Regions from separate parts of the Mus musculus genome. Here regions 1, 2, 3 and 4 are each linked to region 5. A link is a loop called in an ENCODE intact Hi-C map of the cell type or tissue named here. Cell type or tissue: heart. All regions are shown on one strand. Each heading gives the region's core, and the rest is flanking DNA. Links, peaks and the distances in the headings are about the cores only.

Region 1 (6,123 bases), core at 683-4,682, 130 kb before region 5:
TAATTGAGTACAATTCATATTGTGTTAAACTGTTCTTTTTTTAAAAATCCAATATGCAGTTTTAGAGATGTTTAGAATCTGGCATTACACTGCCATCTTTCATTAACTTCATGGCTTCAAAGGGTTATTTAGGGCGTGTACTGGAGAAGGGGGCTATTCATTGCTGTTACTTTGTTAGTCACAAAGTGACATCCTGGAGCAGTGGGCCTGCCCTCCTTTGCTGCTTACAGTACACAGCGTGTGTCCTGTATTACAGAATACAGAGAAGTTAACCAGTCTAGAAAAGTCAAGCACCACTAAGAAGCACCAGTAGGGAGCGTCAGGGAATCTCAGGCCGGGCGCCGCGGCAGGTTTCAGGTTTCAGGTTTCCGGTTTCAGGGCTGGCGGCAAGTGGAGGAGGGCGGGAGCCCTAGAGGACCTCGCCCCGCCTTGTGCGCCTAGTGCGTCACTCTGCGGATTCAGTTTAGACTGGGAACTGAAACAGCAGAGGTTGAGTTCGACCCGGAATGCAGTCGTCCCCTAAACCAAGCTGAGGCCAGTCGTCATACTCTGAGTGAGTACTGACTTGGGTTGCTTTGCTCCAAAGTCGTGCCTGCCTGTCACGGGCCCAGACCGTACCTGGGTTACAACCCCTTAGCCAATTCCAGGCTGAGGACACATTCTGTTACTGTTGTTATGACTGAAGTTGGCATTTCTTTCTAAGTTTGAAGGAGATTAATCCCCACCCTTCCTGTCCATAGCACTCTTAATGATCTTTTAGCTGGAAAATTCTCTGTTGATCGGACGAGAAGGATTACAAAACTGAGTTTTCGTCCCCTGAACTTCATGTTGAAAAAACAGCAGCAGCCGTTTAATGATTTGGCTTGACTCTTTCTGATCTTTAGTTTTAGATGCATCCCCCCCCCCCCCACCCAGCCCTCTTGCGCTGAAGGCTTGTAGGCTCCGCCCCCCACTCCCCCACCCCTCGCCGCCCCCACCAAGTCCCGAGTCCATGACTTGTGTTTCAGAGAATGAGCTCACTGTGTATGACCTTTCTGTGTACCTGACACATCCTGGGTGTGGTGGGGCAAGTGTTGTAACATGTTTTAGCTATGTTTCCCTGAAGACAACCTGAGACCGTGGCAAGATAACATCATTAATAGAAACTTTACCTCTTTCAAGAACATGGTATCTTATCAGAGACTTCAGGATGTCTTCTGTCGTGTTAGGGCCCCCATTCTCCAGTTGTTTATACACAGGAAGTTCATTATTCCCACTGTGTATAAATGAAGCAGAAATTTTATTTTATTTATTTTTATTAGATATTTTCTTTATATACATTTCAAATGCTATCCCGAAAGTTCCCTATACCCTTCCTCTGCCCTGCTCCCCTACCCACCCATTCCTGCTTCTTGGCCCTGGCATATACCTGTATTGGGGCATATAAAGTTTGCAGTACCAAGGGGCCTCTCTTCTGCTACATAAAAGCAGAAAATTTATGCACCCTCCACATTCAATGATAGTTGGGATCTAAGAAGTCTTTTTTTTTTTTAGTATAATCAAATACTATTTTTATTAGATATTTTCTTTATTTACATTTCAAATGCTATCGCCTTTTCTAGTTTCCTCTCCGAAAATCCCCTATTCCCTCCCCCCCTCCCCAACCCACCCACTCCTGCTTCCTAGCCCTGGCATTCCCCTATATTGGGGCATAGAGCCTTCACAGGAACAAGGGCCTCTCCTCCCATTGATAGCCTACTAGCCCATCCTCTGCTACATATGCAGTTAGAGCTACGAGTCCCACCATGTGTTTTCTTTGATTGGTGGTTTAGTCCCATGGAGCTCTGGAGATACTGGTTAGTTCATATTGTTGTTCCTCCTAGGGGGCTGCAGACCCCATGAGCTCCTTGGGTCCTTTCTCTAGCTCCTTCATTGGGGACCCTGTGCTCCGTCCAATGGATGACTGTGAGCATCCACTTCTATAATTGCCAGGCACTGGCAGAGCCTCACAGGAGACAGCTATATAAGGCTCTTCCACCCTACCAGTGAGAGGGAACTCAGCAACTCTGGAAACTTCCTGCCTGTCAAGATTTTCTTCTAGAGGAAATTTCTGCCTTGCAGGGTAGCTCCATAAGGAACAGCATGCACCACTCAAAGGTGGAAAATGCATTCCCTGACCAATAGTTGGTAGTTTGGCTTTCTGCTCTTTGATGCTGCTGAGGAAGCATCGCTGAAGGCTCTCATAACCCTGCCGTCATGTCTAAGTCAGAGTCTTCTAAGGAGCGTGAAGAGCTGCGGGAGGTCTGAACTTTGAAACAACCGATGAGAGTCGAAGAGCCATTTAGAGCAATGGGGAGCACTAACCGACTGTGTGGGAATGAGAGATCCAAACACCAAGAGATCCAGGTGCTTTGGGTTTGTCACATACACCACTGTGGAAGAAGTGGATGCTGCCATGAATGCAAGACCACACAAGGTGGATGGAAGAGTTGTGGAACCCAAGAGAGCTGTTTCAAGAGAAGATTCTCAGATACCAGGTGCCCACTTAACTGTGAAAAAGATCCTTGTTGGCGGTATTAAAGAAGACACCAAAGAACATCACCTACGAGATTATTTTGAGCAGTATGGGAAAATTGAAGTGATAGAAATTATGACTGACAGAGGCAGTGGGAAAAAGAGGGGCTTTGCTTTTGTTACCTTTGATGACCATGACTCTGTGGATAAGATTGTTATTCAGAAATACCATACTGTGAATGGCCACAACTGTGAAGTAAGAAAAGCTCTGTCGAAGCAAGAGATGGCTAGTGCTTCATCGAGCCAGAGAGGTCGCAGTGGTTCTGGAAACTTGGGTGGTGGTTGTGGAGGTGGTTTTGGTGGCCATGACAATTTTGGTCGAGGAGGGAACTTCAGTGGTCGTGGTGGCTTTGGTGGCAGCCGTGGTGGTGGTGGATATGGTGGCAGTGGGGATGGCTATAATGGATTTGGCAATGATGGAAGCAATTTTGGAGGTGGTGGAAGCTACAATGATTTTGGCAATTACAACAATCAGTCTTCAAATTTTGGACCAAAGAAGGGAGGAAACTTTGGAGGCAGGAGCTCTGACACTTATGGTGGTGGAGGCCAGTACTTTGCTAAACCATGGAACCAAGGTGGCTATGGAGGTTCCAGCAGCAGCAGTAGCTATGGCAGTGGCAGGAGGTTCTAATTATGTACAGCCAGGAAACAAAGCTTAGCAGGAGAGGAGAGCCAGAGAAGTTACAGGGAAGCTACAGGTTACAAGAGATTTGTGAACTCAGCCAAGCACAGTGGTGGCAGGGTCTAGCTGCTACAAAGAAGACATGTTTTAGACAATACTCATGTGTGTGGGCAAAAACTCCAGGACTGTATTTGTGACTAATTGTATAACAGGTTATTTTAGTTTCTGTTCTGTGGAGGGTGTAAAGCGTTCCAACAAAAGGTTTTACTGTAGACCTTTTTCAACCATGCTGTTGATTGCTAAATGTAATAGTCTGATCATGACACTGAATAAATGTGTCTTTTAAAAAAAAGTTGGTATTTTGCTCGTGGGAATGAATTTGACTTTTGTGCAATGATTTTCCAGTTACTCTGGAAATGAAAATGAGTATTAAATTTCACTGGGATGTGGTAAGCAGTGCCACTTGGGTTCTAAGAGGCATAAAGTGCTGAAATCAAGTGGCAAAGGCTAGCAAATTCACTTCAAACTAGAAAACTGGAATTAAAGACTGACGGAGAAGGAAGTAAGATGGCCATTAGGGTGAGAGGCTAAAGAAGGAAACTCTGTGTGTGTGTGTGTGTGTGTGTGTGTGTGTACCAAGCACAGCAAGGTGTAAAAAAAGGAGAGGGAAGCTCATGGATAGCTAGAATCAATTGCCCAGGAATCTCATGCATTTCCTACCTCTAATGATGCATTTGTTTCAGTTTAGTTTCTGAGTTTTTAGTATTTAGAATTGATAATAGTTATGTTTTATTGCCAATCCCTTTGAAATACTCTTTTAAGATTTAGATTTTTTAAATTGTGTGTCTGTCTGTCTGTCTGTCTCTCTCTCTCTCTCTCTCTCTCTCTCTCTGTGTGTGTGTGTGTGTGTGTGTGTGTGTGTGTGTGTGTGTGTGTGTGTGTAACCACAGATGGATTTACAAATGGTTGTATGCTGCCATATCTGGGAACACACCTGAACTCAGGTCCTTTTCAAGAGAATGGTACCTCTTCAGAGAGCTATCTTTCCAGTCCTTGCAATACTTTTAAAAACATAAAAAATAAAAATATATAGCTTTGAGCCTGGCCATGGCAGTGCATGCCTTTAATTTAATCACTTGGGAGACAGAGCCAGGCAGATCTCTTGTGAATTCAAACTCATCTGGTCTACTAGTGAGTTTCAGGACATCTAGAGCTATATAGTGATATCTAGTTTACAAAAAAATAAAAAAGTAAATAAAATGTAGTGTGGATGACCCCAGTGAACTAGAGTTTAGAAAGTTTGACTGTCTACTAAGGAAGCCTTTGTCTTCTCTCAAACAAGCACATATAAGGCAGATAGAGGAAGGCTGCTGTAGATTCAAGGCTATTCTGGCTTATATACAAGTTCTAAGCCAACCAAGGCTATATAGGTAGATTCTGTCTATAACAAATCTAATGTTTAGGCTTTTTGGTGCAGGAGATATTCGTATATTAGGAAATAACATCTGCTTTTATTGAGTTCACAGAGTTAATTGCATATAGTTTGCCTCTGTTTTGTACACTCCATGGTCACTGTATATGAATGGTAGAGAGACTTTCTTGTGGATATCAAGAGAGTGACGGATGTAGCTATGTCTCATAAAGGTCTTCTTAGACACATTGATCTGTGCTTTAGCGAACAGGTTTTCAGAGAATGTGGGTCCCAATTAACCATGACACACATCATTCAACTTCTTAGAATCAATTACGGCAGTGTTTCATGAACTGTGGACTAAAAAGTATCTGCATTAAATTCCCATGGGGTAAATTTTGTTAAACTTTCTCTTGAGAAACTTTTCAAGCCCCCTCTCTGGCTACCCAGTTAAGGTCACTGAGAAATCTAAAGCTCTAGATAAGTTCTTACACTTATTGAGAGTTTGATGACCACGGCTATGAGTATGAGAATGAGATTATAAAGACTGTAAGCATATCTGGCCTTCACCCCACAGCACAACATTAGCAGAATTAGAGTTCTGAGTCACATAGAAGGCAGTGTATGTAATGAACCAAGTTTCCTTACTATGTAGACACACTCTGTGATAGAGGGAAGTTTCTCATACAAGTGATTTAAATAACCAGCTTCAAGAATACCCTGAAGAGCGGCTGGGGGAAGCATGAGAGAGCACTGTTCTGCAGAGAAAATGGCAGCTCCTCTTTGTTGTACTTTCTTATCAGCTATGTTAAGAGCATGACAAAGGAAAGTTGCAGAAAATAGAATTATTAGTCCATCTTTTAGTTACATGTACTTTTTCTGTGTTGCGCATGAGCAGAGCAAATAAAATCATTTTACCTGATTCAGGTTCAAAGACTAGCAATCATTAGTCACATACTATAATCTTTTAGAGGTGTACCTTTTTATTAAGACACAATTCAAAGATATACTCAGTTCAGAGGGCTATAACTAGAAACTGAAATTAGTGGCCATAATTGATACCACCCACAACGATAACTTCTCTTTAATATTCTCCATCTCTTTTTCTCTGCTGTAGTTAGATTAATGTCTGCAGCTGTCTCTTCCAGTCCCTATGTCTCTGTTCGAGTATGTGTATGTCATACTTTTATCTATGCATGGTGCGGCATCTTCATCTCTGAACTTAGAAAAACATAAAGTCTGCTTCAGATTACTGTGTTGTGTTAAGTTCTTAAAGAATACTGGGGCCAGTGTTTATAAGTGTTGACTTTCCCTAATAGTGTGTTATTTTCACACAGCATTTGAAACATCTACCTTGAAAGTTCTTCAGGGAAGATTGTTTTCCAGGAGTCCTTTTGCTTGTGTTGTAGACCTATTTCTGCCAGACAGTCCTAAAATATCCTGTCTGTGATGATTCAGGCTTTATGTATGTAGATGTCTGTGCTTGAAATCCCTGTGCCACATGGAGAAAGTGATTTGATTTCTGAATGTTCAGTGG
Region 2 (6,123 bases), core at 970-4,969, 170 kb before region 5:
ACCAAATTGGATTCACCTGTATCCTGGTACACCTGCGCAGCACTCAAGATGTTTGTGTCTTATATGAGGAAGTCAGGTGCAAGTCATATGACTTAGCTGCAGTCCCTGGCGCCTTTGGGACTGCCGCCACACCCGCTCCCCACAAGAGAGGATGAAAGGATGTAAAAGATGAAGACTGTCTTGCAGAGGATCTCCACTCACTGGCATTATGCACATGATAAAGAACAGATCAGAGCAGTCTCTCTCCTGGGTTGACTATCAATCGCTCCACTAAGGCAAGATGTCCCTTGTCAGGACCCTACAGCATCCCTTGGAAGACCTCTGCATGACTGTGTGTTTTCTCTTTTGTTTATCTTGTTGCATTATACAATCTCTTAGCATAGGTCTCAGATACCTCCTTTAGCAAGAAAGTGCTGCTCCATTTTTTTTTTAAAGAATAAATAGTTGTAATATTCACAGACATTGCTACAGGAAATGCTGCCTCCATCTATGCAGGGATTATCCTAGATTCCTGCATGTGAAGACCTTCCTTCCATAGTTTCAGTAATTCTCAATTACAAAGCGAAATACTTCATCTTCTGACTTTAGCGTTTACTTGTGGCCATTAATGTGCTGGGAAGCAATGCTTGACTTACATGAATACTGAGTCAAGCAAAGCCTGAGAAATAGCATTGTTATATTTTATGAATTTTGATGAGCATGTCATGTGGCAAAATTGTAGTCAGTAAGTAATAACAGAGACCCTCAGCTTCAGCAGATAAGGAGATGAGAGTGTTCCCTTTATTTCCTGCAATGTCTCTACCTCTTCTCTTCCTGTCCACTCTGTACCAGCAGGCACTCCTTGTCTATAATCAACAACACTCATGAAACACCATATTCCTAAAGCACATTTGTCTTTATTTATGTATATTATGTATATTTATGTATATTATGTATCTGTATATTTCCCATTGCCACCCAAAAAAAATAACCAACTGAATCCAGATAACCTGAAAGTTCCTGGATACCAGAGGAGTCCCAGTTTTAATCTTTGCTTATCCTTTTCTCTACTATTCCTCCCTTTACATAGAAGAGTCTCAACAAATGCAAAATTAGCTGGTTTAAATTCAATTCTTAAATATTCTGTTGAAAAACATAAGACATTCTTTTCACTCTAACACTTCCCCCCATTCTGTACATAAATGATGCATACTACCAACCAATTTTTGCTAATGACAGTTTGTACACCAAAAATGTTCCAATTCTTTGTATGCATTCTTGCACTGCTGCCTGTCCTTTGGAATACTGGTGACATTGTACATATAGCACTTCAAGAAGAAATGCATATAATCCAAGAACATTGCTAATTCATTTGTGAGAAGTTGAGACATATCCCTAAAATTGAAGGGACACTGGACAACCATAATTCTATTTATCCAAGCTCCTTATAGCATGGCAAATCTTGTTATGCAACGTGGCTTCTTTCTTGTCAACTGTCTAAAATCGAGCTCTCTAGCATGTTGACAAAGCCTACAAATGGCAATGCTATTGTGGTGACACAGGCTTTTCTGTGGCTGGCACCAGCCAGCAATAAATAGCTGTAGGCTGACAGGCCCTTTGGATGAGCACTCAAAAGGTTTGTTAAATTTCACTTCCAGCCCCCAAACAGGAAGTACTGCATAAAATGAAGCCAAGGCAAAAACCAACCCAACCTCAGAAACATAGGCTCCAGAAAGGAAGATGACTTTAATACCTGTGATTCTCTGCTGATTTGCATTAGAGCAGGCAGGCTTCTGCTCGAAAACCCTTAGTACATTTACAGAATTGGCTACATAAATAATCAAACACAGGATATAACACACACACAAGTACACGAACACTGAGAGACCAATTTGTTTTCAAGATCTTCTCTCTTATTTGTAGTTCAGATTTAGGCTAGATTTGAATTAGTGACAGACTGCAAAGAAGTGTCTAATTCTTCAAATTCTTAGAAAAAGGGGTCTAGGCCACGCCCCAGTCCAGCTCTCTGGTTGCACAATCACTAGATTGGTCTGGACAACTCCACCCGGGAACTGCAATCTCCAGCTTCCCCTATTTGCGATTCACTGAGAACCCTGCAGCTTGGGGGCTAGTCTGGGGGAGGGTCTTGTTTTACAAACCCTGAGCAGACAGTGTTGAATTCAGCTCTGGGTTGCTGAGAAGTTGGGCTCTCTGCAGTGAGCCCAGGGCAGGAAGGGGAGGGCCTAACTGAGCTGGGCGAGGGCTCAGGGCTGGGTCGGAAAAGCTGCCTCACTGAGCTGTCCCGCTCCTCCTGTCCCGAGGTGGCTGCCCGCTCCTCCCTCCCCCCCGCAAACAATTTCGCTGCGTTTTCCCGGAAGCTGCGCCCGCAGCGGCTTCACCGAAAAATGTCCCAGCCCGGCCCGAAGCCTGCCGCCTCTCCCAGGCCCAGTCGCGGCGCGGCAGCTCGCCACACCCAGGAGGTGAGTCGTACTCCAGACTGAGCCGCGGGGCAAGCGGCAAAAGGCCTAAGTCCTGGAGTGTCCCGCCGCAGTCTCGGGGCGTTGCCCCTCTTTGCACCTTCCAGAGTGGGAAAGAGATCAGAACTCCATGCCTGCGGGCAAGCAGGTGGCTAAAGGCTCTCCGAATTGGGTAGTGGCAGGAGTTGGGTGGAGGGACTCCTGGAGCAAAGCGGGCTAGTGAGACCCAGGCAGTGAGCATGGGCATGGAGGCAGAATAAAGTTGACTTGGGACCTCCGGAGTGGGCTCCTGTGGCTGGGCAGAAGAGTTCTGACCTCCGTGTGAAGTCACCCCCGCGCCCCCAACCCTAGCCCTCCATTTAGGGAGTGGCAGCTGAAAAACTGACACACACCTCTTTCCTAATTAGCTTTGGGATGGGGCGGGACCACGCTAGCTTGGGCGGGCCCTGTCGCTCTTTCCCCTTGTGCCCTCCCACCCGGCAGCTGTGTCCTGTGCGGTGTCAGCCGGGTCCCAGCCAAGCAGAGTGTCATCGTGGTGCACGTTCTGCGTTCTCGAGAGGTTCCCAGCGGAGCAAGTCAGGGTTGTCGCGATGGCATTCGCAAGTTGGTGGTACAAGACGGTAAATAGAAGGGGCAAGGTCTGGGAAGGAAGTGTATTTACCTCGCTCCTCTAGGAAGTAGAGGAACCACGTCCAGAAGTTGGAGGGTCAAGGGCAGGGACCCGGTGAGACCTCCTTGAAGAACTTCTGATTAAGCTCGGGCAGAAGCAGAAGGCTCTACTTTCAGTGGTAATCCGGACTGGGCGCTCTGGGCGGTACAGTCTGGGCGGCGAGCTGCACCAAGCTCAGCTCGCGTTCCCAAATTGAATGGACAGCAATCCTTAGTTCCGCCCTTTGGAACACATACCTGGATAGGTAGACAAGAGGGAGGCACTGTAGCCCAGGTTTAGTTTTTCAACTGCTAAGTAAAGATAAAAAACTTACAAAGAAAAGAATGGTCAAGCAGTTTCAAACTCGAAAGAGGAGGGTGGAGAATGGGAAAGAAAAAAAAAACCATCAGGGAACAACTGATCAATTTTCAGGGGCGGGGGATGGGGAGAGAGAAATGAGTATAGCTCACTACTCTATATAACTTTATAAGAGGACAAACGTGTTCCTTTTGGTTAGTGCACTGAACGTCTGTCCTACCAAGTATGTTATACCCAATCAAGCTGGAACTTGTAATGTTTTGAAACCAGGAAGCATAGTTTTAGCATTACATTTTTTTAAAAAACCAACAAAAACAAAAGAGTTCACAAACCCTGTGGTTACAGAGAGTCATAAGTTGATTTATGGCGAGAATTTCAAAATCTTCCTTCCTCCCAGTAAGTGGTATGGAAAAAAGATGCAATAACCAGATAATCTTTGCAACTAGAAACCTGGGGTTAGAATTAGAAAGTAGGCATCGAGGACTGATTGATCATCTAGGTGTGCTAGCCTTCCGGTGCACTGTAGAGTTCTTAACTCAAGTGGCAATGATTTCAATGTGTCAGTCTTTGTAAATGTGTTTCCATATCTGTAAAATAGCAGATGTCTCCATAAGGACTAGATTCAGCAGGAGATGACATGCCACATACATGTTTTCAGTGATGTTTCTTTGGGAAAGTTCTTCCTCACACTTTTCTGTGCTATTTAAATGTATAGTTTTATTTATTTTATATATTTTATTGATTATTTTATTTATTTACATTTCAACTGTTATTCCCCCTTCCTGGTTTCCCCTCTGCAAACCCTCTATCCCATCCCCCCACCCCTGCGTCTATGAGGGAGCTCCACCACCCACACACCCACTCCTGCCTCACAGCCCTAAGGTTCCCCTACACTGGGGCATCCGTCCTCTACAGGAACAAGGGCCTCTCCTCCCATTGATGCCAGACAAGACTGTCGTGTGCTACATATTCAGCTGGAGCCCTGGGTCCCTCCATGTGTACTCTTTGGTGGTGGTTTAGTCCTAGGGAGCTGGGGGGGGGGGGCTCTGGTTGGTTGATATTGTTGTTCTTCCTGTATATAGTTTTATTAATGTGCTAAGAGCAAAGGTTTGCTTTGAGTCATGATTGTTCCAGAATTCTTATCAAGATGCACTCATTAAATTATCGGCAAATATGGGTGGCAGATGTTCAACTAACATCAGATTCCTCTGTCCAAGCTTGGCACTGTCTAAAGGAAATTGTGCCAGGTTACTTAGACGCTAGCTTAAATCTTCGCTTTTAGTACCCTCTGAACCATGTTAGACACTTCGATGTTTCTGCTGCAGTAGCCATTATAAGCCAGTTTGGGGATTATTATTTAAGATTTCTGTTTGGTGCTAACTTTCTATAATTTTCAGCATGCCTGGGATCAAGCTTTGACTTTTCCCCAGGAGAAATGTACTGTGAGACCCAAAGGGCTTTAAAAAAATTTTTTTAACAGTCGCATTAACAAAAATATTTTAAGAAATCAAGTTAATGTTAGTAGAATTGTTCTTCACTGGCTCTGTCCTAGGTGACATTCAAGCATGTAATCATGTGCTAAAAATAACGAGTCACCTCTTTGTTTGTGTTAATTACTCAAAAACCTGGCTGTGCTATGCATGTATACTCACAGTACCTCACAATTCACACTTCCCACATTGCAGAGCTTTCACTTGCCACTGTGGCTAGTGGAATAGCATCAGGTAGGAAAAAAGCTCTAAGGGGCTTGTTCCTAACCTTCTTTTTTGTTTGTTTGTTTGTTTGTTTGTTTGTGTTTTTTACAGCTTATCTGTAAGTGATCATAGATTATTTTGAGAATGAAATGTAGTACTTTCAAAAATATACATATATAATTTGCCTCTTCAAGGTATGCAAAGTCTGTACAAATCTCTCTCCAATGGTTCACACAGCCAACTTTTAATATATATATCTATATATAAATATATATCTATATATAATATATCTATATATAGATATATGTGTGTATGTATGTGTGCATATATGCCCTATATTCTGTGTATATATAAAATATGTGTACATATTTTTATATGTGCAATTTGTATATGAGTAGTTTGTTTGTTTATGTGCCTATGAATAAAGGTTTGCAGTTGAACCCTTTTATCACATCAATCAAAAACGATTTTTTAAAAATTGAATCTTTACTGAACATGTATCAATTACTTTTGTCATTATTTCCAAAATAGTATAATATAAAACTGTTGATATGCCTTAATATTGTATATCATAAAGCACACAGGGACAGTGAGAAAGTTAGATGCAAACATGCTATTTTATTTTGTTTGTTTGTTTGTTTGTATTTTATAGCTTATCTATAAGTGATCACACATCATTTTGAGAATGAAATGTAGTACTTTCTCTCAAAAATATACATAATATAATTTGCTTCTTCAAGGCATGCAAAGTCTGTACAAATTCCTCTCCAAGCCATTTGAGCTTCTGCAGGATTTGATTTTCCAAAAGGTTTCTGGAGCCAGTTTCCACACACACATCCTTGTAGACTACGTCTAGTGAATCCTATAATTAGGATATTCTTAGTAGGATTCTTTAAATAGTAAAAATAATGTGAATGATCTAACTTAATACAGAATAAAGTAGGGTAATGTCAAGATATGTCATTTAAGAGCATGCTACCTGGAAAGCCAACCAAGGAAACATAAT
Region 3 (6,123 bases), core at 1,202-5,201, 570 kb before region 5:
TGAGAGTTTGGCCGGGTATAGTAGCCTGGGCTGGCATTTGTGTTCTCTTAGTGTCTGTATAACATCTGTCCAGGCTCTTCTGGCTTTCATAGTCTCTGGTGAAAAGTCTGGTGTAATTCTGATAGGCCTTCCTTTATATGTTACTTGACCTTTCTCCCTTACTGCTTTTAATATTCTATCTTTATTTAATGCATTTGTTGTTCTGATTATTATGTGTCGGGAGGAATTTCTTTTCTGGTCCAGTCTATTTGGAGTTCTGTAGGCTTCTTGTATGATCATGGGCATCTCTTTTTTTATGTTTGGGAAGTTTTCTTCTATTATTTTGTTGAAGATATTAGCTGGCCCTTTAAGTTGAAAATCTTCATTCTCATCAATTCCTATTATCCGTAGGTTTGGTCTTCTCATTGTGTCCTGCATTACCTGGATGTTTTGAGTTAGGATCCTTTTGCATTTTGTATTTTCTTTGACTGTTGTGTCGATGTTCTCTATGGAATCTTCTGCACCTGAGATTCTCTCTTCCATTTCTTGTATTCTGTTGCTGATGCTCGCATCTATGGTTCCAGATCTCTTTCCTAGGGTTTCTATCTCCAGCGTTGCCTCGCTTTGGGTTTTCTTTATTGTGTCTACTTCCCCTTTTAGTTCTAGTATGGTTTTGTTCATTTCCATCACCTGTTTGGATGTGTTTTCCTGTTTTTCTTTAATGATTTCTACCTGTTTGGCTGTGTTTTCCTGCTTTTCTTTAAGGGCCTGTAACTCTTTAGCAGTGCTCTCCTGTAATTCTTTAAGTGACTTATGAAAGTCCTTCTTGATGTCCTCTATCATCATCATGAGAAATGTTTTTAAATCTGGGTCTAGATTTTCGGTTGTGTTGGGGTGCCCAGGACTAGGTGGGGTGGGAGTGCTGCGTTCTGATGATGGTGAGTGGTCTTGATTTCTGTTAGTAGGATTCTTACGTTTGCCTTTCGCCATCTGGTAATCTCTGAAGCTAGCTGTTTTAGTTGTCACTGTTAAGAGCTTGTTCTTCAGGTGACTCTGTTAGCCTCTATAAGCAGACCTGGAGGGTAGCACTCTCCTTAGTTTCAGTGGGCAGAGTATTCTCTGCAGGCAAGCTCTCTTCTTGCAGGGCAGGTACCCAGATATCTGGTGTTCGAACCAGACTCCTGGCAGAAGTTGTGTTCCACTCACTAGAGGTCTTAGGATCTCGTGTGGAATCCTGTGTGGGCCCTTGCGGGTGTCAGGCGACTCTGCTGGCAAGGTAGCCCGGGGCTCGAGTGGAGTGGAAGGGGTTTGTGCCCCAGATCAAGCCCGGGTAGCCTGCTTCCCTATGTACCGCAGTCTCAGGTTCCGTGCGATTGGATTGGGGCAGGCGCTGTGTTCCACTCACCAGAGGTCTTAGGATCCCGTGGGGAGTCCCGTGTGGGCCCTTGCGGGTGTTGGGCAAGACTCTGCTGGCAAGGTAGCCCGGGGCTCGAGTCGAGCGGAAGGGGCTTGTGCCCCAGATCAGGCCCGGGTAGCCTGCTTCCCTATGTACTGCAGTCTCAGGTTCCGCGCGATTGGATTGGGGCAGGCGCTGTGTTCCACTCACCAGAGGTCTTAGGATCCCGTGGGGAGTCCCGTGTGGGCCCTTGCGGGTGTTGGGCAAGAAACCAGTGGTTTTCAACCTGTGGGCAGCAATACCTTTGGAGGAACATCGAACAACCCTTTCACAAGGTTGCATATTGGATAAATCCTGCATATCAGATATATACATTACAATTCATATTAGTAGCAATGTCATAGTTATTAAGTAGCAATGAAAATAATTTTATGTTTGAGGGTCACATGAAGAGCTGCATAAAATGCTTGTAGCATTAAGGAGGTTGAGAACAACTGATACAGTGTTTCTGTTGAGTTAGTATGTCTAAGAGGTGTTGGGATGGGGACACATAGGTGATTCTCTGAGAGTCTGGCCTCTAGCCAATATTTAAGTGTGTCAAGTGAATTGATAAAAAAAAAATGGAACACTTGACAGCTTCTCCCTGTTGAACTTGATATTTCAGTGATGGAATACCTCTACAAAAGATGTGAGGCAGGAAAAATTTATATAAACCCATGTTTTCAGAGAGCACTATAGTTTCAGAGGTACCTATCATTCAGAGGTACCTATCACTGTGGCTGGGAAGCAGAGAAAATGTTTTTTTTCCCTTGCCCCCTCTTCTCTTATCCAGACCACCAAACTGAAATGCTGCTATTCAAGTTGGTTCTTCCCTCTTAGTTAATCCTTTCTGAAAGCATTGCTATAGGCACACCCAGAGATTTCTTAGTTTTTTTCATTCCAGTCAAGCTGACAAGATGAACCTTTACATCATCAAAGTGACTTTTTTCTCATATAAAAATATATATAGAATTTGAGTGTTGATCTCATTTCTGCTCCAGGGCCAAATAGAATTATCAATCAGGTTGGTAAGAAGCAAATCTAGATGTTAGCTTTACTGTGAGAGCAAGCAGGAAGCAGCAAAGCAAGTGCTGTTAAATAGCTCAAAGTAGTATAAAGTAATCAGACAACAGGCTGAGTAATTATTCTGACAAATGGAAAATGAAGTAAGGATTAACACACACACACACACACACACACACACACAGAGAGAGAGAGAGAGAGAGAGAGAGAGAGAGAGAGAGAGAGAGAGTTTTCCTTTGTGTCTTTGGTTCTTTTTTTTTTTTTCCTCTTAAGTTTGTGGGGCATGGTAGCTTCACCTGCTTCTGAAGGTTATATTCTTTCCTGGGATAAATGGCTAACACACAGAAGCCCTCAACATATGAAAAGAAGCAGAGATACCATGTGTTGTCAGTGCAAAATGTAGTTTTCAAGCTGAATCACATTGGAGATTCCACTAATTTGGCTCTTTCATTGCCATCCACATAAATAAGGCTGAAAAATCAGTTCCAGGATTTAATAGCTCACAGACACAAGGTGTCAGCATTTCAACACAAATGGTAATGCACACCCTGGCTTGATCAGTTTATGTGTATGAAAGAGGCAAGGAGATGAAATTCGTTTTGTGTTTTAAAGTTTCCTTCTACTCCAATTTAGAACTTGGACCCCTCCTGTTTGTTTAGATTTAACAAGGCTGATTGCTAATGCTGTGGGAGGTGGCACCTCACAGCACCCGAGGCCTTTTTAGTCTCACTGGCCCTGGCAGCTTCAGCAAGCTTCACTCATCTCCAGATTTGCATAAATTTCTTCTTCTCCCAAAGAGTCTCTTCACCCAGTGTCCTTAATCTTAAATTGGTTAATAACTGTACGGGATGATCTCCAGGGCTGTACCATCTTATTGATAAAAATCTATCAAGAAAGCAAGCTCTGGGCTGTATTGAGTATATATGTTGGTTCTGTGAGTATTGGGGAATTTGGCATTGAATAGTTCTATTGCATATATATGCCCTATCTTTAAAATTCACATTCAGATGCCATTCTTTACTCTGAGAACGCATATGTTTCAATATTTCTTAGGTTCTATTATATTTTTCCAATCAATATAAAAATACATACAATAAAGTTTACTCCTGTCAGTGACAAAGGAATAGACTTGTATAAAACCCCTGTAGTTAGAGTTAAAATTCATCACCTCAAAATGCTCCTTTGTGTTAAGCCTGTAGAAAATGCTACCCCATATCCCAGTTTCTGGTAGTAACTCACAGTCCTCATTATGTAAAGGAAATTATACAATATATCTGATTCCCTAGCATAATGAGTTTGAGACTCATCTGTGTTGTTTCATATTCAGTTGTTGTTTTAATTGCCAGATAGGATTCCTTCCCATCCATAGTCTGTTTTTCCAGTCACCAGTTGAAAGATGCTTAGATTATATCTAGATTTTGGATATTAATAAATATACTAATATACATCAGTACATATTTGAATATAATGCACATTAAGTAAACTAATATAAACATCCACATGCAGGCTTTTCTTTGTGATCTTGTTTTCATTTCTCCTGAGAAAATACTTTGGTAGAGTTAACAAGTCCAGAGAAGTTTGCATTTGCCATGGCTTCATCATTCTCTTCCAAACCCTTCTGACTCTCACAGACTGAATAAACACATAGAATCTAGATTCTTGTCCACTGAGAATATTCATGTCAAATATGTTTAAAACAAGATATTTAGTCCTTTCTCTAACTCTTCCACTGGGGACCCCATGCTAAGTCCAAACATCCACCTCTGTGTCTGTCAGGCACTGGCAGAGCCTCTCAGGAGACAGCTATATCAGGCTCCTGTCAGCAAACACTTGTTAGTATCCACAATAGTGTCTGGTTTTTAGTAACTATATATGGAATCGATCCCCAGGTGTGGCAGTCTCTGGATGGCCTTTCCTGAGAATGCCAGGACAGGGAAGCAGGAGTAGGTGGGTTGGTGCGCATGGGAAGGGGGGATGGAATAGGGGTTTTTCGGAGGGGAAATGAGGAAAGGGGATAACATTTTGAAATGCAAATAAAGAAAATATCTATTAAAAAAAGACAAAATATTCACTATGAGAGTCAGACCTTCTGTGATAAATTAAAAAAAAAAAAAAAGTGAGACAAAGAGAAAGGATGGATGTGTTTGCTCCAGGATCTTTAGTCACCTGGCCACAGCTAAATGCCTAGTCTTTTGATATGGCATGGCATTTTTCAGGACTCCCAATTTAAATTTCTTAGCATTTGGCATTTAGTGATATTAGTGCAATGATACAAAGAATAAGAAGGACTTGAATTGACAATATGTGATTTTCCGCTTCTTTTCATCTACTGCAATCCAGAAACAACACACTATAGTTTTTTTCCACTTACCATTTACTCTATTATTTGAGCCAGGAATTTCGTTACAATCAAATATATTCAAGGCCAAGAAGATATTGTCACAGAAAACCATTCAATAAATACTCAAGGAAATGAATTATTGAACAAATATGTGCATATAAATTTTAAATAATCTGTATAGATCTCGTGTTAGAGAGTGGAAGAACATTCATTCACTATTCATTCTGGTGATTAAGTTTGTTTTTTTGTTTTGTTTTGTTTTGTTTTTGTCTTTTGTTTTTTGTTTTTTGTTTTTTGTTTGTTTGTTTGCTTGTTTTGTTTTGCCTCAGGAATTCTGGTTTCAGGTAACCAGAACAGATGATGGGGTGTGTTCCATAACATGTAGTCTTATGGGGCTATGTGGCAGTGGGCTCACTTAGTCTGGAATAAGCTTGGTGAAACCTATGGATGCTGGTTGGCCTACAAGGGAGATATAAAGGCAGAAAAGCAAAGAACAGATGGAGAGTAAGAGGCATCATCCAGGCAAAGGGAGCAGGATGTGTAAGCTATAGGGGAGTGTGGTATATTCAAAACAGACAAATGGAGCAGTGTGTGTAAACAAGGGAAGATTGTGCTGTGTTATTACAAACAGCTGGAAAACTCAAGAAGGCCTGTAGCAGGGTGAGGAAGGTTATGTGACAATAAGGCTCCAAAGGATGCAGAAGCCACATTCTATGTCTTCAAAAGCCAGGCTATGGATCTGAGACGTTATTCCAGTGGCAATCACAGGCAATTTTAATTTTTTAAATAGGAAACAACACAATTAACTTTTTCTTTGAAAATAAGATTTTGGTTCCTGTGGCAGACTCCATTAATATATAATTCAGCATACCCAAACTTAGGTGCTTACAACAAACCCATTCTTGCAGTTTCTGAGAGGCATGAGTCCACACACAGTTTAGGGAGTAATATTGGCTTGGCACTCACAAAGCTGTAACTGAGAAGCTGTCTAGACCTGCATCACCTCTGAAGGTCCCTTATCCATGTTCACTTATGGCTAATGGCAGCATCCAGGTTTTGTGGATTGAGAACTTCAGTTACTTGATAGCTGTCCTGGAGGCTTTACTAAGTTTATTTGTATATCTGTTTCTCACCATCTGAAAAAAAAATGACACCTAGCTTTCCTCAAAGCAAGTAAACAAGGAAGTGATAGACTGAGATGAAAGCCAAAGATTGTTTGTGGTAGCTTATTTTAGAAGTTTTACTGTATCAGAAATTAGAGACATTTGAGAGGCTGCCACCATGCAGGCTATTAAAAAGAAAAATGAAGTTTGAACTTGGGTGATGGCACTAAAAATTTTTAAAT
Region 4 (6,123 bases), core at 885-4,884, 220 kb before region 5:
CCATGTGCTGTACAACAAGCTTTAGAATGCCCACTTTATACCTTTAAGAGACGAATAAGTACAGAGAGACATTAGTTTTCCAACACTCATGGATAATGATGGACAGAGTCAGAACTTGAATCTGGCTTTTGTGTTCTTCTAAAATGTTCACACTTTCCAATATTCCTTGCTTTTTTCCCTGTGTTTTAAGAAATACTCCAGCTTCATTATTTTAAATGTAAGTAGAAAAATCTCTTCTTCCATGAAGAAGAAATTGGTAGGATCACTCACTTCATCTTTAGCTAGAGCAGCAGGAGAATAAGCACAGCTAGAGTATCTCGTGCTTGGAGGCATACAGCTGTGTACCCTGACAGTGAGAAAATAGTGTTGTCAGAGGGCCCCAAAGAGACCTACTTTCCCATGAAGTAAAGCGTATATTTTATTAATAAGAAATGTTGTTTACAGGACTTTCATCGCTAGCTCTTCATTAACATTGTTTGGGACTCTGATTTTACTATTTTATCTAATTGTGAATTGGTACAAATTGTTGTTGTTGGTTTTTTTTTAATGATTATATATCTACTAGTACAGCTGTGCTTTCAAAAAGCTTTTGTAAGACCCACATAGAGCTGCAACAGGAGAAATTCAGAATTACCTAAAAAAATATTCAATATAAAGTTCCTTATATCATTTTTGGGACCAATCTTGTAGAGCCCTTTGTAGCACATTAAAAATAAACTATAACAAAAGTAAAAATAAAAATGAACTGGAGTAGGAGTTACACAGACACTCACAAAGTAGCAGTTCCTTATATGATTCTAGAAACATTTTTCTTCTTTGATGATTTTATAAATGTATTTAATACATTCTGGTCATTTTCAACTTCTATTGCTCTCTCTCTCATCCCTAACCCCATCTGGCTGAACAGACTCTTCCCAATAAGCTCCCCTCTAACTTGAATGATTTTGTTTGTTTTCTTTTATTTTTGTGAACAACTGAGTTTAATTAGAGCTCCTGGCATGAGCAAGCATAAGGAGTTATTCCCAAGAGCACAACAACTTCATAATGGCTGCACCACTAAAATGTAGATGTGCCTGGTTTTATTATGATCTTCCTTAAATTGGGATACGAAACCTATACATTGTATCTGTGGTTATTTTACTGTGGGTAGCCAGTCATTGTAGGATCTTGTCACAATTATCCCAAGCATTATTCTGTGTATTTATAATGCCATTACTATCATACATCACCTTCTCAAGGCATTCTTCTGTACTCTATTCTGTTTACTAGTCAGTTTCTACCCTGTACAATACAACACTGCCTTACCTAATACAATTTTATAGTTCATCTTGATCCCTGGTGAGTGACATACCCCATCTTGTTCTTCTCTTTCATAATTGTATAAGCTAGTCTCAGCTCTTTCCTTCATTCAAATATTAAAAATAAGCTTGTCAGGGTCAAAAAACTCAACTGAGGTTTTAATTTGAACTGCACTAGAGAAATTAATTTGAAGATGAATAATAGCTTTGCAATATTGATTTTTTTCTTATCCTTGGACATGATTTTATCTCTCCCTTTGTTTAGGTGTTCTCAAATGGCTTTCAATGAAATTTTGTACTTTCTTCATAATTGCATCTTCATAATGGCTTGACCTATTGCCAGGCACCTTGCATATTTATCACTATGCTTTCTACATTTTATCTTGAAATCCTTTCAGTCTTATGAGTTAGCCATAGCCTATTATTGTGTCTATATTATAATTAAACCAAGGTTCAGAAGGTCTCAGGATGTAGCCCAGTGTAGGCTCTTTGTTCAAACCTCAAAACTGGGATGGGAGGCAGGTTTGTGTAATGTGAGTTACTTTTCTGTCATCAGAGGCTTCTGAGAACTATGAGACACAAAGTGAGTGGTTTGAAAATCCAGTGCTCTTACAGTCCAGTTTATACTTTGTTTTTGGTGGTTTTCTTTAATGGCAACATTTTTCAGTGAAACCGACTAAAGTACAAATAAATGGCAGTAATAGCGTTTCTCTCTCTGATAAAAAAACACTAAAAACACTTTTTCCCAAATTTTATGTCTCTATATAAACTCAAGGAACTCTATTAAAATGTACAACTTAATCTCATAGGTCTGGGGTGGTGTTTGAAGGCATTTGGAGATTCTGAAATATGTCTCTAGCAATTTCTAAACTTTTTTACGTAATTTCATACTTTTTATTAGATTTGATACTATCCACTTTTCATTATTTAATAGTGTGCTTTCTTATTTAGATGTTATATATAAATCACAACCCTACCGGCTGATTATTTGATAATTAATGAGACAAAGGTACAAAATTACTAATAGTCACTGGTGGGAAGTGAAGTAAAACAGATGTGGCAGGGTCTATGAACTCACTTCAAGAACCATTCTAATAAGCAGAGAAGGTACACTAACGGTGTCCCACCAAAATGGCTGCCTACACATGACCTAAACATGATGAAAACAACAGTAGACATGGGAATGTATAAGGAGAAGCCTGAGGTTTCTCAGCCCCAAACAAAGAACTACAGGCAACTAGGGAATGGGAGAAATAATCTTCATCAAAGAAGAAAACAACAGGGTCTGGAGAGATGGCTCAGAGGTTAAGAACACTGACTGCTCTTCCAGAGGTCCTGAGTTCAATTCTCAGCAACCACATGGTGGCTTACAACCATCTTTAATGAGATCTGACACCCTCTTCTGGAGAATCTGAAGACAGCAACAGTATAGTTACATATAATTAATAAATTAAAAATCTTTTTTAAAAAAAGACAAAAAACAACAGTAAACATGCTAATGTATAAGGAGAAACTTCAGGCCTCTCACCCCCAAACAAAGAACTACAGAGCTTAACTATTGGTTCTCCAAATCCTAATGATCAACACTGAAGGTATACATACAAGTAACCCTATATGGACTGAGACTCAGTAGACTGTTATTTTGTATTTAGGAACACACACACACACACACACACACACACACACACACACCACCCATGCACACACCTCAACAACAGTTAAGCAAAAGAGACCATAAATTTCAAAGAGAACAAGGATGGGGAGGTGGAAGAAAGAAAAGCAAGAGAAATGATGCCATTATTCTATCATCTCAAAAAATTAGAAACAATTTTTTAAGTGTAGAGGAGAAAGAAGGAGGGGTTAGAAGGAGGAAGAGGAAGAAGCACAAGGAGGTGAAAGAGTAGCAGCAGCCCGAGCAGGAGCAGCAGCAGATTGATCGGGGAAATTCCACCAGGTGGCAGCAGAAGTTCTTTATTTTTATCCCCAATGACTTCCTGCTGCTCTTTGGATGCTGCTTTGTGGTTGGCTATTGGCAGATGACTGACTTGCTAGGTTAAGCCTGGGATAGAACTCAGGGCCCCACACTCTTTCTTGCTGTCCCCGGTAGTCCTGCCCACAAAAGCACTTTTGTTGACAGCAAATTTTCATTAGAAGCATCCAGCTGCCACAGAACTAGTTAAAGGTTGCCCCAGAAACCTTGTCTGGAGACTTGAAAAGGAAAGGGGAAAGTGAGATTCCCATGGCTTTCTTTCTTTCTTATCACGGTGATTATAACCTAGATGCTTAGCCATGAAAGGGAGGTACAATATGAAACATTTGGCTGGAGACAAGAATTGGAAACAAGCCGTTCATTGTGGGGTCAGGAGTGCTGCTCAAGAAAAGAAAACTGCAGTCCTATCCTAGATTCAGACAGCCAAGTTTGATGGAGAGGACTGTCAACTTTCCCCAGAGCCCAGCAACCCAGTCACAAATTCAGGGTTAGAGGTAGGGTTAGGAGTTAAGACTCAAGATACCCATCATCAGCTCACCCCAGAGCCCAGCAGTCCTGTCCAGAATTTGAGACACAGAAACTTCTTTCAGGGGACTATTAGATACACCCCAGAGCCCCAGTAGCCTTGCTCCCAGATTCAGGAAACCAATCCTGATGCAAAGGACCATAATTTTGTTCCAGAGCCCAGAATGGGTTTCCCCAGCGGCACCACATTGTCCTACTTCTCAGTTTTTCTTTTAATCGTAATTTTGATAGTGTGGATTTTAATCATAAAAAGAAACGCATCACTACTTACTCTTTCTTATCCTCAGGTAAGGTGATAACACTCCAGTAGCAGTAACATGGCTAATGAGTTCCCTGTGCTGTTTGGGACTAGTCTCCAGCATAAGCCTGTGTATGAGGAGGCTCCAGCACTGAACTTTGGTGTACTTGGCGACATTTAGCCCTTATCCTAAACTATGTCTTTTGTACTGATGTGTACACCCCAAGGCTGTCTCTGAAAGAGTACTAGCACAGTGTAGAGCAGTTTTTCCCAAAGCAGTGGTGTGGAAACAGTGGAACAGAAAAGTGTAGCACAGACCATGATTACTAATGCTGAGGGTGAGTTCATCTAGCTCCAGTGTTTGGGACTCAGGGAGACAGGCCCTTGAGGTTGAGGAGCCTGAAAAAGAGTATAGCTCTGAATAAAGAACCATAATATGAGTAGCAGTCTTATTGTTTAAAGGTTACCTGCTATTATGTGTTTTAGGAAAATTAGGGTACGTACCACTGTATTTCACTGCCCTCCATCAGGACAAGTGTCAGGGTTCACTCCTCAGTGTCCAGGTGTTTCATCTTCACCTGTATCTCCAGAAGATGTTCTTCTTAGCCTATAAGTTATTTTCCATTGACTCATGTCTTAGGAGATCTCCTCCCTAGTTCTGCCTACATTACAAAGTCCTCTGAAAGAGACAGACAGAGGAAGTTTCCAGGGGTAGGATCTCTGACCTCTTGTATTATCACCATCTCTCAAAGCCAGAGGATCCATCAGTGTTAATGGAGCTTGAACTCTGTTTCTGGTCAACTTGAGTATATCAGTATACTTAATCCTCACTACTGTTCTGTGAGATGATTCTTCTTCTTCTTCTTCTTCTTCTTCTTCTTCTTCTTCTTCTTCTTCTTCTTCTTCTTCTTCTTCTTCTTCTTCTTCTTCTCCTTCTCCTTCTCCTTCTCCTTCTCCTTCTCCTTCTCCTTCTCCTTCTCCTTCTCCTTCTCCTTCTCCTTCCCCTTCCTTCCCCTTCCCCTTCCCCTTCCCCTTCCCCTTCCCCTTCCCCTTCCCCTTCCCCTTCCCCTTCCCCTTCCCCTTCCCCTTCCCCTTCCCCTTCCCCTTCCCCTTCCCCTTCCCCTTCCCCTTCCTCCTCCTCCTCCTCCTCCTCCTTCCCCTTCCCCTTCCCCTTCCCCTTCCCCTTCCTCCTCCTCCTCCTCCTCCTCCTCCTCCTCCTTCTTCTTCTTTTGTTTTTTTCGAGACAGAGTTTCTCTGTGTAGCCCTGGCTGTCCTGGAACTCACTATGTAGACCAGGCTGGCCTTGAACTCAGAAATCTGCCTGCCTCTGCCTCCCAAGTGCTGAGATTAAAGGCATGTGCCACCACTCTCCAGCGAGGTTCTTCTTTATACATAAGTAAATAGCAGCATAGGAGGCCAAATCACTTCAAAATCATGTATCTACTAAGTGTACAATGGAATATGAGCATACATGTGAATACAGTTCTGGCCCCAATACATGAGCTTTTAAATATTAAAATACAATATTAGGAAGTATAACTTAATTATTTATGAGAAAAGTTACACTGTGTAAGATAACGTGAAAAATTTAAATCAAATCATCCAAAAACAGAGTTCTGACCCTAAGAAAGATGCAGCCTTTGTAATTCTGCTGTAGACCACATGATTCTGTTCTCCGGGTGTGAGGGCTTCAGTGTTAGCACACCCCAGAGTGTGGCCCCCTATCAGCTAGAGCTATAGGTATACTTCCTTGGCACTGCTTTGATAAAACTTCTCATCAGAGTCTGTCTTATCACTCTGACACACTTAGGACAAAAGTTGAATCATAGGTTAATTCACTGAGGTAGGTTACCACCGTGAATCACTTTTTAGAACAAAGATGCCTTTAAAAGTAAATCCTTCCAACTTGACTTATAATAATGTGGCATTAACCTTTAGACCACAGCCTTTCTGGGAATCTACTACAAACTACCTATCCTCTACACACACACACACACACACACACACACACACACACACACCAGGACTATGACTTTAAGGAAGTTTGTACATTCCCTGTCCTGAGCTATCGT
Region 5 (6,123 bases), core at 1,116-5,115:
CTCTGTATTTAGGATGAGCTAGAAGTTGGGGTAGGAGAGAGAACAGTTATTAAGAAAGACTACAAGAATGTCTAGAATGAATATCAAATAGGGATCAGTGTCTTTTATTGAACTAGAAAAGCCTAGAAGTACAATTGTTAAATATTAGAACTTGACAATAGCTCTGCTATATTACCTCAACCTTCATTTTGTAGCTCTTAACCTTAACTTGACCTATTATTGTTCCTTGCCCTGGTAAAACCAATTTGTTATTGTGCTGTGTCAGGAACCTCATGGACTTTAGAGATCCCCTAGGCTAGATAGCCTAAACGTTGCAAAGGTTGTAAATGCGCCTGTTTGTTTTTTCCCATATAAAAACTGCTTCTGGGGACTGTCTGAAGTCACAGTTCTGGATCCTGACTCCTCACTGAATCCTTTAGTAAAATCAGTCTTGGAGTGTTCGTTCAATAAACCAACCATACCTGAATGGAACTGGTGTCTCAGTGGTACCTGGAACACAATAACTTGAAAAGGAAGAAAGAATTGTGGGTTCATTTATTAACATGTAAAACTTTGATGTCTGAAAGAAGACTCCCAAATAAAATTTCTAGGAGGACTCTTAGCACAGATATAATAATGTCATACCACTCCAGGCTTTGTTTTAAGTTTAAGAACGTTGTAAAATACTTTCCTTTTTCATGTGATGAAACTGAAGTTATCCTCTGTTAAGTTAGGCTCTATCACCTAACTTAGCTCAAGCCAGAGAGTCTGCTGCCATTTTAGAAATCTTATTTAAGCTGTATGTGGAGATTCTGACTCCTCATGGTCCTCAGGGAAGTTAAAGGTAATTGTTTGGATGATTTCCCACTTGTATTAGGACTGAATGTAAAACAATCTCAGCAACACATAAGCTTTCAAACAGCCCCCAGGATAATCCAACTTCTGTTAACATGCACTGAAAATGGCTCGTCACTTCTAACAAAGTATTTCAATGCAGAATTAAAACTATGTAAATATACTAGAATTTTCCTCTTGGGGCCACCTTAAAAAGCTGCTGATTCAAGGTACATTTCCAAATCTGATCAGGAAAGGGGTGGAGGGGGCTGGTGAGATGGCTCAGTGGGTAAGAGCACCAGACTGCTCTTCTGAAGGTCCGGAGTTCAAATCCCAGCAACCACATGGTGGCTCACAACCATCCGTAACAAGATCTGATGCCCTCTTCTGGTGTGTCTGAAGACAGCTACAGTGTACTTACATATAATAAATAAATCTAAAAAAAAAAAAAAAAAAAAAAAAAAAAAAACCTATGGCAGGAAAGGGGTGGAGGTGGGAGCTTTGACAACTGTGGCCAATTTTAAAAAGGTTTTAAATTATTGACCATATATGGAGCTGACAGGAATTCTGGCTTTCTAAAGAAAACACAGTTTGTCTTTCCAAACCCGGGTTACCCAAAGAACCATCAATAAAAGTTTAAACAAAGTGTGTTCTCTTGGTCCTTCCCTTCCTCTTAGGAAATTAACCATTCTAGCAACATAACAGAAAAGGCACTCATTTTGCTCAAACAAGTTCAAATAAAGCTTTCTCTATAATGGCCTCATGTAGCCTTGGGGGGCGGGATCCAGATAGTGATCAGGAGCGGGAGGGGGAGGGAGAGGGGAGCGGGAGAGGGAGGGGGAGAGGGACCGAGTTGGGAGTGGGGCCCGGTTTGCAGGGAGTACAGGCGGAAGAGAGGGAGCCTTCCGGACACTCTGTGCCCTCCCCAGCGCTTCTTCGCTTTCTCTGGGAATACTCTCAAGGTGTTCTCCACAGGCCGCTCCCTAGGTCCGCCCAGTCCTCCCTGGTCGCCATTAGGCTTTAGTGGGATGGACCGCTGGCCAGTCTCCAGCAGCTAGGCGGCTCGTGGTCAGCTCCTGCCAGTGACTCACTCGAGCCAGCGAGTACGCCGGCCCGGCAGCCTCGGCTTTCTCCGGGCCGGGCCGGCCAGCAGCGCCCTGCCGGGGCTTCACGCTCCTCGGCGTGCTCAGACTCCTGCTCCCGATCCTCCGCGCCCGTCCTGCGCACTTGAGCCCGGGCCTCCACCGGGGTCGGTTAGCCAGAGCCCACCCTCAGCTGCCCACAGCCCTGTACCGTGCGGGCCCAGTCCTCCACCGGGCCAGGCCGAGACTCCTCACCTTCATCACAGCCGCCAGTCTGGCCGCCCGGGACCGAAAGTGAAAGTGAAGGTGGACCGGCAGGGCACGTGGGGCTGAGGGTGAAGTGAACCTGCTAAGGCGCTAAAAGAGAGCAAGCCTAAGGGATCTAGCCAGGGCTTCGGGAACTCAAAGTTAGGGACCCTGATAGGGAATGCATTCTCCAGGACTGGCAGAGCACCAGGCAGGGAGGCGCACCCATCAAAACGTGGACTTTTTTCTCCTCCACATCTCGTGGTGTATTTGTTTTGTTTGCTAACTTCACTAACGGAAGAAATGCAGCAATGTGCAAAGGTAGTGCTCAAAATGGCATTGGCCTGCCAACTTGGAAGGACACCTATTGGATGCAGATGTTTTCATCTGAGAGCCCTGCCCCACCCCCAAAAGATTCAACCTGGGAAGTCAAATTCTGAGTGCTCTGGGGATTTTCTGTTCAGTGTAGGTACCTTATATGCTGGGGGGGGGGGGGGGGAGATTAGAGGTGGCCCCCAGAACTTCCCTACCCCTAATAAGGAAAAGACACTACACTACAGAGGATTGCTATTTATTTATTTATTTTTGGTTTTTCAACACAGGATTTCTCTGTGCAGCCCTAGCTGTCTTGAAACAGCCCTAGCTGTAGATCAGTCTGACCTCGTACTTGCCGATCCGCCTGGAGAGCCGGGATCAAAGGCGTGTGCTACCGCTGCCAGGCAAGGTTAGATGGCTTAGTGGTTAAGAACCCGCTGCTCTTTCAGAGTTCATTTGTTCAATTCCCAAGAAACTATAGGGTGGCTCACGACCATCTAGAAAGGAATCTGATGCCCTCTTCTGGCAGGTAGGTGAACATGCAGCACTCCTACATTTAAATAAATAAATTTAAAGCCAGTTTTACACAGAAGTAATCAAACACACATTCTAGTTCCTGTCCAAATATTATCCTGGCTGTTCCCCAGTTTGCTTAGGCCTAGTTCTCAGTGTCCTGCCCTTTGAGAACTTGGCATCCAAGCCTCTGAGCATTATTTCTCAACACTGTTTTCAATGCTTGTTTTTGCAAAAACTATGTACCACCAGGGACATTTTTTTTTCTTACAAAGGAAAACATTTAATTGGGGGCTGGGTTACAGTTTCAGAGGTTTAGTCCATTATCAGCATGGTGAGAAGTATGGAATGGTGCAGGCAGACTTGTGCTGGAGGAACCAAGCGTTATATTTGATCCGAATGTAGCCAGAAGAATACTCAGATTCTACACTGTTCAGAGCTTGAGCATTGGTTAGCTCAAAGCCCAACTCCACAGTGATGGACTTCCTCTAACAAGGCCACACCTCTTCATAGTGCCACTCCCTATGGGCCAAGCATAGAAACACATCAGTCTATGAGGGCTAAACTTATTCAAACTAGCACATTTATGCACAACATAAACTAGGCCTGATTAAGGTGGATAATATAATATCCTTTCTCCCACCCCAAGAGATAAAGCATCATATATAGTCCAGCCTGGACTGAATTCATGGGCTACCTACTTCAGCCTTCAGAGTAGTTGGTACTGTGGTATATACCAACCACTACATCCTGAAATCTTTGTGTCCTTGTGGCCTACCAACAACTAAACTACTAAAATACATAGTGCATCTATGGAACAGTACTAAAAATAAAACCCAGCTCCCTGTAATTTTCAGTCACCTTTTAAGAAACTGAGCCAAGCAATCCTAAAAATCGCATTCTTAGCAGCTACTTGTGGCATATGTCTTTTGGGTAGCATATGCCTCTAATCTCAGCCTGGAGGGGAGGAAAACCACCATGAATTCTAGTCTCAAAACAAAACAAAATACTTGAGCAGCAATAAAGCTCTGAGCTTGAATAACATCAGCTGATGGTATGTGGTAGACAACAGGTCCTTACTAGTCCTTTAATGTGATTTGCTGCACATCCCTGTGATGATGGCTGGTAGGGGAGGGCCTAGAAGATCAGCCAAATTCCAAAAGGGGCTAAATCTTAAAGAAGATGCAAATGGGAACTACAGAAATAGCTCAGAGATTAAGAGTACTGACTGCGTCTCTAAAGGACTCCAGTTCAACTCTTAGCATCCACATGGCAGCTCACAGGGAGACTCAAAAAAAAAACTGTGGCCAGGAGGTGTTGGTGCACACCTTTAATCCCAGCACTTGGGAGGCAGAGGCAGGTAGATCTCTGAGTTTGAGACCAGCCTGGTCTGTAGAGCCAGCGAGTTCTAGGACTGCCAAGGCTACACACAGAGAATCCCTGCCTCAAAAGACCAAAAACAACAACAACAACAACTGATTTGACTGTGCGATGGTGGCTCATGCCTTTAATGCTAGCACACAACAAGCAGAGAAAAGCAAGTCTCCATGAGTCCCAAACCAGCCTGGTCTACATAGAGAGTGTTCCAGGATAGCCTAGGCTACATACTATTCAGCCCCACAATATTTCTAATTATTTACTTCTTTAATGTTTATGCAGCTGAGACTGAACCTGGAATCTTGTGTGTGCTAAGCCCACACTTTACTACTTCCTACATTGCAGCTGTCCATCATTTATATCAGTGCCTGAGACTCCCAATTTGGGGGTCCTCTACAAACATCTGTAGATACGGCAAGTAGTTCCATTTCTAGATATAAAACAAAGACCTAGATTCTTTAGCCACACCTCCTACTTCTTGTTAAAGCCTGACTCTGTCAATCTGACTTTCTATCCTGTTGTTTTAGATTAGAAGCCTATGACAATTGAGAATGTGAATTGACCTACAGTATGGTTCCAGCTAGGTGTACTCCTGGAATTTTCTCTAGCATCTTCAAGTTTCGACTATTTTAAAGCACATGGGTTTTTTTTTGGGGGGGGGGTTGTTTGTTTGTTTGTTTTTTGGGGTTTTTTTATTTTTTGTTTGTTTTTTGTTGTTGTTTTTAAGATTTATTTATTTATTGAACATTTTAAATAGGATATTTTATTTATTTTTATTTCATATGTTATTCCCTTTCCCATTTCTCTGCAAACCCCTTATCACATCTTCCTTTACTCTGCTTCTATGAGGGTGCTCCCCCACCCACCCTCACCACCCTAGCTTTCCTCTACACTGGGGCATCAAGCCTTCACAGGACCAAGGGCCTCTCCTCCCACTGATGCCAGATAAGACCCCTTCAGCTCCTTCAGTCCTTCCCCTAATTCCTCCACTGAGGTTCCTGTGCTCAGTCGATGGTTAACTACTAGCATCCGCATCTGTATCGGTCAGGATCTGACAGCCTCTCAGGAGACAGCTGTATCAGGTTCCTGTTAGCAAGCACTTCTTATCATCCACAATAGTGTCTGGGTTTGGAGTGTGCATGAAGGATGGATTCCCCAGGCTGGATGGCCTTTCCTTTAGTCTCTGTCCACTGTTTGTCCTTGTATTTCCTTTAAACAGGAGCAATTCTGGGTTAAAATTTTAGAGATGGGTGGGTGGCCCTATCCCTCAACCAGGGGGGTCATGCCTAAACTTTGGATATGGTCTCAACAGGTTCTCCCTCCCCTTTGTGGGGTATTTCAGCTAATGTCATCACCTTGGGGTCCTAGGAGGCTCTTGCTTTCCTGGCATCTGGGACTTTCTGGTTGCTACCCCCAGCTCCCCAGCTCCCATTGCTACACACCTCTCTTCAATTTCCTGACCCTCTGTACATCTCCTGTATTTCCTGCCATACCTGATTCTTCCCCTATTTTCCCCTCCCTCTCCTCTCTTCCTGCCAAGACCCTCCCACCCTCTACTTCCCTTGATTATTTTGTTTCCCCTTCAAAGTAGAACTAAGCATCCACTCTTTGGTCTTCCTTCTTCTTCAGCTTCATGTGGTCTGTGAGTTGTATCATGGGTCATCTTTGTATATTTTTCCTTTGATGAATATGAAATGTCCTTCTGTCTTAGTCAGGTTTTCTATTCCTGCACAAACATCATGACCAAAATGCAGTTGGGGAGGAAAGGGTTTATTCA

The links. Peaks named below come from ENCODE experiments on the same cell type or tissue, not always from the same donor. Only the 100,000 strongest peaks of a DNase experiment are listed, where the experiment ranks them.
Region 1: a loop joins it to region 5, with 15 times the contacts of the local background. A loop is called at or near these places in 6 of 42 quality-filtered maps.
Region 2: it touches region 5 in a loop (2.2-fold over the local background); 6 of 42 quality-filtered maps call a loop at or near these places.
Region 3: a loop joins it to region 5, with 8 times the contacts of the local background. A loop is called at or near these places in 8 of 42 quality-filtered maps.
Region 4: a loop joins it to region 5, with 7 times the contacts of the local background. A loop is called at or near these places in 40 of 42 quality-filtered maps.

What each region holds. Positions count from the first base shown.
Region 1 is chr13:74,764,976-74,771,098 of GRCm38, reverse strand. All of the region lies in intron 3 of Cast (calpastatin), which reads left to right. It also overlaps the pseudogene Gm6296. Among named protein-coding and RNA genes, the nearest start is that of Cast, 40 kb to the left of the region's middle. In heart, for the core only: no CTCF peak of the experiment used is centred there; no DNase peak of the experiment used is centred there; H3K4me3 peaks cover 757 bases; H3K27ac peaks cover 599 bases.
Region 2 is chr13:74,804,772-74,810,894 of GRCm38, reverse strand. Cast (calpastatin) reads left to right here and starts at 2,935. Exons shown (of 31, transcript NM_009817.4): 1 at 2,935-3,076. The coding sequence starts at 3,047. In heart, for the core only: no CTCF peak of the experiment used is centred there; DNase peaks (open chromatin) are centred at 2,174 and 2,894; H3K4me3 peaks cover 1,724 bases; H3K27ac peaks cover 1,725 bases.
Region 3 is chr13:75,201,467-75,207,589 of GRCm38, reverse strand. No RefSeq gene overlaps it. Among named protein-coding and RNA genes, the nearest start is that of Pcsk1, 110 kb to the right of the region's middle. In heart, for the core only: a CTCF peak has its summit at 2,951 (motif pointing right); no DNase peak of the experiment used is centred there.
Region 4 is chr13:74,851,687-74,857,809 of GRCm38, reverse strand. No RefSeq gene overlaps it. Among named protein-coding and RNA genes, the nearest start is that of Cast, 47 kb to the right of the region's middle. In heart, for the core only: a CTCF peak has its summit at 3,242 (motif pointing right); a DNase peak (open chromatin) is centred at 3,309.
Region 5 is chr13:74,635,921-74,642,043 of GRCm38, reverse strand. Erap1 (endoplasmic reticulum aminopeptidase 1) reads right to left here and starts at 2,191. Exons shown (of 19, transcript NM_030711.5): 1 at 2,151-2,191. In heart, for the core only: CTCF peaks have their summits at 1,212 (motif pointing left) and 2,989 (motif pointing left); DNase peaks (open chromatin) are centred at 1,873 and 2,163; H3K4me3 peaks cover 1,701 bases; H3K27ac peaks cover 1,578 bases.